2 separate regions of the Homo sapiens genome follow, and region 2 is linked to region 1. A link is an interaction called in ENCODE POLR2A ChIA-PET data of the cell type or tissue named here. Cell type or tissue: IMR-90. All regions are shown on one strand. Links, peaks and the distances in the headings refer to the core of each region. The heading gives the core; the rest is flanking DNA. Region 1 overlaps NAA15 (N-alpha-acetyltransferase 15, NatA auxiliary subunit). Region 2 overlaps MAML3 (mastermind like transcriptional coactivator 3).

The links. ChIA-PET counts read pairs that join two places held together with the same protein. Peaks named below come from ENCODE experiments on the same cell type or tissue, not always from the same donor. Only the 100,000 strongest peaks of a DNase experiment are listed, where the experiment ranks them.
Region 2: POLR2A ChIA-PET joins it to region 1 with 6 read pairs; 1 of 35 experiments calls an interaction of 5 or more read pairs at or near these places.

Annotation. Positions count from the first base shown.
Region 1 is chr4:139,365,094-139,370,478 of GRCh38, forward strand. It overlaps NAA15 (N-alpha-acetyltransferase 15, NatA auxiliary subunit), which reads left to right. Exons shown (of 20, transcript NM_057175.5): 15 at 5,118-5,311. Among named protein-coding and RNA genes, the nearest start is that of NDUFC1, 65 kb to the left of the region's middle. In IMR-90, for the core only: no CTCF peak of the experiment used is centred there; a DNase peak (open chromatin) is centred at 2,458; H3K27ac peaks cover 178 bases.
Region 2 is chr4:140,079,962-140,085,346 of GRCh38, forward strand. All of the region lies in intron 1 of MAML3 (mastermind like transcriptional coactivator 3), which reads right to left. Among named protein-coding and RNA genes, the nearest start is that of MAML3-AS1, 45 kb to the right of the region's middle. In IMR-90, for the core only: no CTCF peak of the experiment used is centred there; no DNase peak of the experiment used is centred there; H3K4me3 peaks cover 203 bases; H3K27ac peaks cover 2,339 bases.

The sequences.
Region 1 (5,385 bases), core at 386-5,385:
ATGGTACAATCTTGGCTCACCGCAACCTCTGCCTCCTGGTTTCAAGCAATTGTCCTGCCTCAGCCTCCCAAGTAGCTGGGATTACAGGCGCCTGCCACCACTTCTGGCTAATTTTTGTATTTTTAGTAGAGACGGGGTTTCTCCATGTTGGTCGGGCTGGTCTCGAACGCCTGACCTCAGGTGATCCACCCACCTTGGCCTCCCAAAGTGCTGGGATTACAGGTGTGAGCCACCACATGCGGCCTACATTTGTCTTTTTAATCATCTGGAGTTTAGTATAGCATAGAAGAAGCCTAGACTTTGGAGTCCAAGTGAAGTAGATTTACATCCTTGCTCTGCCTTTTACCATGACTCTGAGTTATTTTCCTCTGAAACCTCAGTTTTCTCGTATATAAAATAATATTATACTCTAATTCGTGAGGTTGTTGAGGACATCAAATGAAATACAATGTATGGGGTATGGGCTGGGTGCAGTGGCACACACCTGTAATCCCAGCACTTTTGGAGGCCAAGGCAGGTGGATCGTTTGAGTCCAGGAGTCCGAGACCAGCCTGGGCAACATGGTGAAACTGTCTCTACAAATACAAAAAAAACCCCAACCAACCAAACAAAATAGGCATGGTGGTGAGCACCTGTAGTTCTAGCTACTCAGGAGGCAGGAGTGGAAGGATCTTTTGAGCCCTGGAAGTCAGAGCTGCAGTGAACCATGTTTGCCACTACACTCCAGCCTGGACGACAGAGTGAGACCCTGTTTCAAAGAAAAAAAGAAAGAGAGAAAAAATATAAGGTATGCATTATATCTATCATGTAGCAAGGCTACAAGTGGTAGCATTTATGTTACCAGTTGTTAAAAAGGTCAGTGCTTATGTTGCCATCCATTTATAGTTTTGTGTTTCCAGAATGTAATTTTTTGGTCTCTATTAGAATTTTTTTTTTTTTTTGCGTTTTGTTTTTAGTATTAAGAGATTCTTCACTAGGAGAAAGATAAACAAATAATGCATTTGTTTTCATTGGCTTTATGTTATCTATTGCTGCATCATAAATTAATCCCTAAATTTAGCAGCTTAAAATAACCCTTTTTTTGGGTCAGGAATTCAGAAGTGTCTAAGTGACTCTGACTCAGGGTCTCTTAGGAAGTTGTAGTTGAGATTTTGGATGGGCATGCCATCATTGGAAGGCTTGGCTAGGACTGAAGGGATCCATTTCCTAGATGGCTTACTCAACCTGGCTGTTGGCATGAGACCTTAGTTCTTAGTCTCTCCATAGTTTCTAAAGTTTCTGAAGACATGGTAGCTAATGATGACAGAGAAAGGAAGAAGCTGCAACACCTTTTTAATGTTCTGTTCTCCTGACATCACACCATTACTTCCTTCACATTCTAATTGGTCAGAAAAGAGTCACCAAGCACAACCTATATTTGAGGGGAGGAGAATTGAAGAATTTGTAGACATAAGTTTAACTGCCGTGGTCTGCATTTTGGTTACAAATTATTTACATTATCATTTTTGGGTTTTTTTTTTTTTTTAAATTTTTGAGACAGGGTCTCACTCTGTCTTCCAGGCTGGAGTGCAGAGACTCAGTCATAGCTCATTGCAGCCTCAAACTCCTGGGCTCAGCCAGTCCCCCAACCTCAGCCTGCCACGTAGGTAGGACTACAGGCACATGCCACCATGCCCAACTAATTTAAAAATCCTTTGTAGAGGTGGGGTCTTGCTATGTTGCCCAGGCTGTTCTCAAAGTCCTGAGCTGAAGTGATCCTCTTGCCTTGGCCTCCCAAAGTGCTGGGATTACAGGCATGAGCCACCACGCCCAGCTTACATTATTCTTATATGCAAAATATAGTTAGCCATTTCAAGGCCTTCAGAAGTCTATCCCATTGTAACATTAGCTTAAAGTTCAGAATCTTGTCATGTAAATCAGGTACAGGTGCTGAAGCAGCTCCTTGAGTATAGTTTTTTATTTTTATTTTTAACCTTAAGTGTGACATTTCAATTATAGTTCTTTTAATATGAAATCCTGTTAACTAAAATTACAAGTTATTTATCAACTACACACCCAATATAAAATGAGACAGGCATAGGATGACCACTGTAGACATTATTAGGAGACACACAGGAGTTACCACGTCCATCCTCAAGTCCAGTGGGGCATGGCTTAATAGTTCTTTGATGAGGACCCAAGACTGGAATAATTTTCTGTGGCTCTTGGCCCTGCCCTCTGAGTTCCTGGTTCCACTTTCTGAATTACCCTTTTTTTCTTTTGGAAGTTAACAGTTGTTTGCAACTGAGTAGTTTTTCAGTATTCTGACCAGTAAAATATTGAGAGTCTAAAGACCTCTTTTCATTTTGTGCTGTCATTCTTTTCCTTCCAGATTTACTATTTCTGCCCATAGAATAAACATCATGAATCTTTTGTGAGTCTTATTGGAATCCACGTATACTTGAGCTTCTATGGAGGGGAGAACACCCTTAAGTTCTTAGAAGTTTTATTGTTTGAGAGAATCTGTGAGTCATACTCTTAAATTTTTTAGAGAGCCTTTCTTCAGACTAAATAGTGAGGCACCACCATATTCTGAGTAACAAAAGATTGTAATGCCAAGCCCCTTTGCCTTCCCTCTTGACATATTTTTTGATCTTTGCCCAGCAAGCCATTTCTGGAGAGACTGAGAGTTTTCAAAACCATCAAGCCCCTGTCTCTTTTCTTTAGTTTCTTTGTCCTCTTACATTTTTCCTGGGCACTTTGCCTGAAAATCCCTTCAGTTAGTTAGTTAGCTCACTGAGTCCATTTGACACATTTTATAACACTGTTGCTAAACTTTCTGCTACTCTGTGGCTATTACATATCCTTCACTTCATTTTAAGGGCTCATCTGCAGCCTCCTCAAAGTCTAGACTTCTATGAATAGTCCAAGGCTCTTCAAACTTCCACTAAAGCCCTACTCAAAGTCTGTCCACCTTTTGCAACTCCCTGGCTCCAAAGTTATTCCCACATTTTAGGTTTTTGTTACAGCAGTATCTCATGTCCAGGTACCAAAATCTATGTTGTTTATCTATTGCTGCAAAACAAATTACTCAAAAACATAGCAGCTTTAAATAGCAACCGTTTATTATCTGACTGTTACTATGTGTCAAGAATTCAGAAGTCACTTAGCTGTATGTTTCTGAAGACTCTGGGTCTCTCAGGCAGCTGAAGTCAAGATGTTGGCTGGGCACGGTGGTTCATGCCTGTAGTCCTAATGCTTTGGGAAGCTGAGGCGGGTGGTTGCTTGAGTCTAGGAGTTCGAGACCAGCCTCGTCAACATAGTGAGACCCTGTCTCTATTTATATTTTAAAATTTAAAAAGTTGCCAGCTGGAGCATCTGAAGGATCAGCTTGGCTTGGAGGATCTCCTTCCATGATGGCTTACTCTCATGGCCAGAGGCATCAGTTCTTGGCCATACATTGGTCTTTCCATAAGATTGAGTTTCCTCATAAGACAGGAGCTGGTTTCCTCTGAATGATCCAAGAGAAAGCAAGGAGGAACCTATAGTCCATTTATGTCCTAATATTAATGTTACATACCTTGGTGTATAGTACATGTTACTCCTTACACATGAGTCACTAAATATAGCCCACGTTTGAGGTGGCGGGGGTGGAGGGGGGTCCTGCCTTTTTAAAGGAAGAACTTGTGGGCATATTTTGAAATCACCACAGTGGTAGTGTATTTTGGAATGACTTTTTTCATTTCTCTATATTAACAGATGTTATCCAAATAAATACTGGATGAGCCTTTAGCTTTCAAATTTGTTCCTTGAAATCAAAACAATATAAATATTTCACTATATTATAGCATATTTGTCAGTGATTTCCAGTCTTTTGAGACAGTCAATAGTTTATACTTCTAGGGATATTGTTAATTTTCAATATTAAATTTTTAATTTACTATAGAGTTATTCATTTATTGTGTTAACAAATATTTGAGTGTTGTCTGTCTGTTTTGGCATGCTGCTAGGCCCTGAAAATAAGGTTACAAATTAGACAGGATCTCCTTTACCAAAGAGCTCATAGCTTAAAAGAGAGACAGCTGTATAAACAAACTATTGTGTCAAGCAAAATATATTAGCCATAGTGGCAGCACAGACAGAATGAATAATTGTTTGGCCAGGTTAGAGAAGGCATAACTAAGCGAGCATAGTCCTCTGAAGCCATAGAGATATGCAACAGCTTGTTATATTCATAGATTGCAAATAGTTTAATATTGCTGTTTAACTTGTATGTTTTGCTGTGATCATTTGTTTACATGCATATCCCATATGGTTTCAAGAAAGTTTTCTGAAGTGGTTCCGTTGTTTGCTATCTGATGTTGAACCATTAAAAGGCTAGGTACTGCTGGGTGCGGTGACTCACGCCTGTAATCCCAGCACTTTGGGAGGCCGAGGCAGGTGGATCAGGAGGTCAGGAGTTTGAGACCAGCCTGACCAACATGGTGAAACCCCGTCTCTACTAAAAATACAAAAATCAGCCGGACGTGGTGGCACATGCCTGTAGTCCCAGCTACTTGGGAGGCTGAGTCAGGAGAATTGCTTGAACCTGGGAAGCAGAGGTTGCAGTAAGCTGAGATCTCGCCACTGCACTCCAGCATGGGTGACAGAGTGAGACTCCGTCTCAAAAAAAAAAAAAAAAAAAAAGGCTACATACATATGGGGACATTTACATCCATACCATGTAATATTTTTTTAAATTTGTTTTTTGAGACAGAGTTTCGCTCTTGTTTCCTAGGCTGGAGTGTAGTGGTGTGATCTTGGTTCACTGCAACCTCTGCCTCCTGGGTTCAAGCAATTATGCTACCTCAGCCTCCTGAGTAGCAGGGATTACAGGTGCATACCACCACACCCAGCTAATTTTTGTATTTTTAGTAGAGACAGGGTTTCACCATGTTGGCCAGGCTGGTCTCGAACTCCTGACCTCAGGTCATCTGCCCACCTTGGCCTCCCAAAGTGCTGGGATTATAGGCATGAGACGCCATGCCCAGCCTCATGCAATATTTTTTAATGGAAGTTTGGTAGGATCAAATAATACTTAAAATTACTAATCTGATTAACATGCTTGTTAATTTTATTAATTAACTTATTGCCTGCAGCAAACATGTCTGACAAAGAGCTAAAGAAGCTACGTAATAAACAAAGAAGAGCTCAAAAGAAAGCCCAGATAGAAGAAGAGAAAAAAAATGCAGAAAAAGAAAAGCAGCAGAGAAATCAGAAAAAGAAGAAGGATGATGATGATGAGGAGATAGGAGGTCCAAAAGAAGAACTTATTCCAGAGAAACTGGCCAAGGTACTTAATAATAGTGTTTAGCACAATTGAGTGACATTTTATGACCAGCTCTTGTCATTTTTATACTGTCTTAT
Region 2 (5,385 bases), core at 104-5,103, 710 kb after region 1:
CTCAACATGGAGTTGAGAAAATGTTTACAAAATGCAAGACAGGTGTTTGGATTTATTTCAAATGTATTAATAAAAAATACGATACTCCCTTGAATGATGAATACGGAGTGTATGGCAGTTAATTTTGGGAAAAAGAAGTGCATGTAATCACTTACATTTTTGAAGTGAAGGTTAATCTGCAGGAAACGGGAAGTTAAGATGTGTAATTAACCCAAAGGTACACAATAGAAAGAATGGGAGGCAAAGACTAAAGAGGGAGCTTGAAGGAGCTAGCACAGAAATGCCTGCAGAAAAGGCAAACAGCTGAAATGTCTCTTCTTTAGGCTTTTTCACTCATTTAACCATCACAGACAGGAGCTCTACTCATGGGTCTGAATGTGCCCAAAGATGGTGTTACTCAAAGCATGGTGTCTGGACTTGGTTCTCATCCTTTAAACGGTAATGTTCCACACCCACAGGGCACAGAAATTTAAAAGTGCATGGTGAGAGGCCCACAGCAATCTGTAATTAAAGGAACATTCGAGCACATGATCACTTTTCTAGTAGTACATTTTTATTGTATTTTCTAAATGTAACAGTGAGAAATGGATTGGAAATAGAAGGAGAAGAAACTGGTCTTTCACCATAGGAAGTTTGCAGAGCACCTCTAAAAAACCTACCCTCTAAAATTGCAGTTGGTAAGCACTCAACATGGAGGTAAGAAAATATATGAAAACTTCCCGTTGTTCGGTTTCCACTCCAACTTATGTTTTCCCAATGCAGAGGCCTGCCTGGTTAGTATAGAAACTGATGAAAAAAGGCAGCAATGATGGCTATTTTTGCCTGAAACACTGATTCCACTAAAACCAACACCTGGCTTTATACTGTTGTGCTATTCCACATAAGGTAAAATCCCACTCAATCTTTTTGCTTGTTTGTATATAAAAAGAAATTCTGAATTGAGCAGGCGTCTATATAGAAAAATGGAATCCATAGTTTTAATTATTAAATATAGCCAAATATTTACACATCATTAAACACAAAATATATGAGCTGTTAGGTGGGTTCTTCCCCCTAACCCCCATGCCTTACTATGAAGGAAAATGTTACAATGCATAGACCACATTGCATTCTCTCACGTCTACTTTACTTTCTGTTTGAATATCTGTGGTTATAGCAACATCACTTTTTATCTGCTAAAAATATTTTAGGCTTCCTCTGCCTAGATTTTTCCCTCTGGAATTCTGTTTATAAGAGGTATGGGTATAAAAAAGAAAATAACATGTCTTTGTCAGGAGATTAAACACATTAAAAAAAAAACAAATATACATACACATTTGTACATGAACACAAAATGTAAACACACATCTACAACCTACACCCGAAGTTCCACAAGCAAAATCCTCATTAACTCACTGTCTTATCACTGAGAAGAAAAATAGTATATCCAAGGACCATAAGACAACACTCTCCTTATTTACCAATATCGTGCTTACTGAAATAAAGCTTTTTAGGTACTTCCTTGGTTATATTAAGCAAGTTGCTTTCAAGTTCAATAACATAAATGCAAAATTCACTAAATATGCAGGCATTGGTTGGCTGAAGAAGAGAGAGCACTGGGATTGGCTGAGCTAAGGGAGAAATAGATGAGGGAGGAATAAGTCAACAGTGCCCCAATTTGAGAAATTCTGTGAGTAAACATTGAAGTCTCATTGGCATGATTTTATCTAATGGCTTTAATATGTAGCCGCTGCTACAAATGCTGGGGTCATCTAATGGGGAGGGTAGGAAACAGACCTCACACTGCACAACACCAGAGGATGTGAACCGTCTAGGCTGCCCGTAGATCTCCATAAACAAGGCCTCTTCCCATCAAAGGCCACTGTGGAATGTAGCTGGAGTTGTTTATGCTTCTTTCTTTTTCTATTAGGTTTATTTTCCTGATGTTAAACCCTGTCAACTTTACTGCCCAGAAACCTATCTTCAGAATAGGACCTTCTGCTTTGAAGACTCCTTTTAAGAAATGTCAAGGGGCAGTAAACATAAAATAGGATCCATAGCACCACCAATGACACAAAAACAGGGCCAAAGCTAATCAGTCTCCTCCATAAAACACACACTCAGTCTTTTCTCCCTCTCACACACAGTAGCAGACCAATAAGATCTGCGGAGTGAATGTAAGCAACAGAGTAGGAAGCAGCTGAAAAGAAAGAATTCCTGCTGCGTTCTCCCCTTGTGCCTCTTTCACAGTCAAAGGGTTCAAGGGAAGAATGTTTTATTGCACACTGCTGTTCACCACTAGCAGTGCAAGTTTATTCTGCCCAGGGGCTCAAGTGGGACGAATCTGGTCATCTCCATATGTTCTCATAGTGAAATTCTTCTCGTTTTCCTTTCATTTTTCAGGCCTCGTCTAATTTAAAACAAACCACACAGACACACTGGCCAAAGCAGCGACTGCCTCTGAGAGGAAGGTGGGCCTGCAGTACTGGCTGGGACCACCTCCACATCTGAAGATGCTGTTTGCCTGTATTTGCTTCCCAGCGTCCTTCCTCCCTGCCTGGTTGCCTGTTGGGCCTAACATGGAGCTCTGCCCACAGTAGTGTCGTTACTATGGCCACTAGCCCATACCAAGGCATGGCCTTTGCAGTCCCCAGCATACAGCTCCCGACCTCACAGGCAAGTCCATCTCTATTGCTGTCAGGAAGTAAAAGTTCACACGGGGCGGGCACAAAGTCCTGCTCATCCCAAGGCACCAACGCACCCCCACCAGGCTTTCCCCAGAAGGCAACTCAACCACTCTAGGATTTTTTTTTTTTTTAAATAAACTGTATTAGGAGCTTGTCAGAAATCCCGAAGTTGGAGACCACTGTGAAACTCCTGGGTCCCACCGGGGCTGAGCTCGTACCAGTAGCCCTAAATTCAAAAAGAACCAGGGAAGGTTCTATTTACAAGTGAACTGGACTCATGATGCTCCACCAAGGAGGCAATCCCTGAAAACAGGCAAGGTTCATCAGCAACTCTAACCGCTCAGGGTGTGCTATTACTACTTTTTGAAAACAATCGTCTGATTATACAAACATGTATATAGTGCTTAACAGTTTACTCTGTATTCTTTCTATGAATAGTTTCATGTTTACAACAAATCTAGGAGGGAAAAGGATAGAAATTATTATCTCCATTTTATGGAAAAGAATCGAAGGCTCAGAACCTAGCTAGTAAGTAAAGAACCGCAAATAAAGCTCAGGTCTTGTCTGTCTCTTTCCACTACATTACAGCTCACCTTCTGAAAGAAGCTTCATCTTTGTGGCATCTGTAAAACATTTCCCCTATCTTTCCCCACATTGCCCACTCCTCTTAGGTGCTGGAAGAAAATGCCCACTACTTTTACACATATAACTAATACATGGTTGCTGCTCTGCAAATGATTTCTGAATAAATGAGCACTCCCATGCATGCCATTCCAATGCACAGTCACCCTTCTTGCCCTGGGCCAGATTTAGGGAGGTCAGGAGCATCTAATATGGAATCTTAAGTAGTCAGAAAAACAGGAAGGAATACAGATGGATATGTTCCTTGTTTGCACATAAATGCTATTTGGGCTTCTCAGACCTGACACTTGAGCCTTTCCTGAACCGTGTGCTTTTCCTAACATGCAGGTCTGCCTGTCAAATTTATGACATCATGCTACCATCCACTTTTCTGGCAACTCCAGTTATTCTTTAGTTTTACCTCTCAGTCTAACCAGAAGGTTCCCCTAAGTTTCCCCTGTATTAACTAGGCCAATTGATGTTTTGCCAACAGCAGGGTCTGGGTATTTTATTTTGTTTTAGATCCACTTGCCATTCTCTACCTCTCTCCCAGGCAGTTTACAAGCATTTGGCCCACTCCACTCCTCCTCCAGGCCTTAAGTTCGCCCCAACACACTGACTCCTGTAGGCTACAGAAAAGCCCAACGGCAAAAGAAACACCCTAGATTGAAACACACACGCGCGCACACACACACACACACACACACACACACACACACAGAGAGAGAGAGAGAGAGAGAGAGAGAGAGAGAGAGAGAATAATGGAACTCACCCTCCTGCCAGCAGAGAATGGCCAACCCCATCTCCCCAGTTCTGGTTATTTCTAGAAATCTGAAATCTATAATATGTCACCATCACTTAGCACTCAGTAAGTATTTATTGGATGAATGCATGAATGAATGATTACTATTATCTGATAATATGCACGTGAGAGAAACTTTATCAAACGCTTTCTGAAAATCTAAATTACTAGACAAGCAAAGGGCCGATGACTACTCAGGGATTTACCCTTTAGTGGCAGACACAACTTTACAGCCAGGCCTACTTGTCTTGTTACAATCACTTAAATATTTTATTTGTTTACAAAACTCTTCTCAACTATTTTTGATGGTTTGTTGCCACGTGCACAACCTAATGTGCACGTATACACAGGGAATGAAGGTATGAAACCTGGCACACTGCCACCCTAAATATCAGGCAGGCTCCTCAAAGACAACAGTAATGCTGTGTATTTCTTTATACATTTTCACTACTAGATCAGCCATTTGAAGGTTTATTTATTCCTAAATTCTTCAACTTCCTGTATCTGAGTATTTATGTCTCAGATTTCCCCATTACCTCCTTTCCCACCACTTTATTCCTAATATTCCACTTTTCACCTCGTTACTATGAAGCACGACCTAACGCCAGCATTTATTTCCTGACCTCCAAAATGAAACGACTCATAAACAAAACAAACAAAATGGAAAAAATTTTAGCAACTATTTTTGGGCCCCAGAAACAAAACTTACTTTTCCAAAGAAAGAGAATCCTTTAACCTACTTTGAGGACTAACAAATGACTTGAACACATTGTGTTCAAGGTTTTGTCAAACGATGGGAAAAATACAAAGGTCTAGTATTTAAAATACTACCTTTTTTTCCCCTACAATGCATCACCCTAGTCCAATGTAACCTTAAAAACATCGGGGGGCGGCAGGGGAGGATAGCTATAACGGTTTACATTGGGTTATAGTCCTTGTTGTGGCTGCTGTTGCTATCATTTGGTGATAATTTGGAAATGCTCCCCTGAATATCCCCTCTGATGCTTCTGGCATCCCAGTATCTGCCCCCAGACCACAGTGAAGCTGTTAGCAGGATGTGAACAGAGTTCACAAAATCAAGGGTTTGTTTACATACCAGCCACAGCACGAAGAAACAAATAAGGTCTAAATGCCTGTTGTCTCATCTGTTTTTGTGTTTTCCTTGCGTATTTCTTCCCAAGCTCTTAACAAACGGGTAATGGGTAGTTAAACATTTGCGACCAGTTACTCATCTTGCTTTGCAGTCATAGAGCTGGTCTAAGTGGAGCAGCCAGTAACTTCAAAGGACACCCTAGT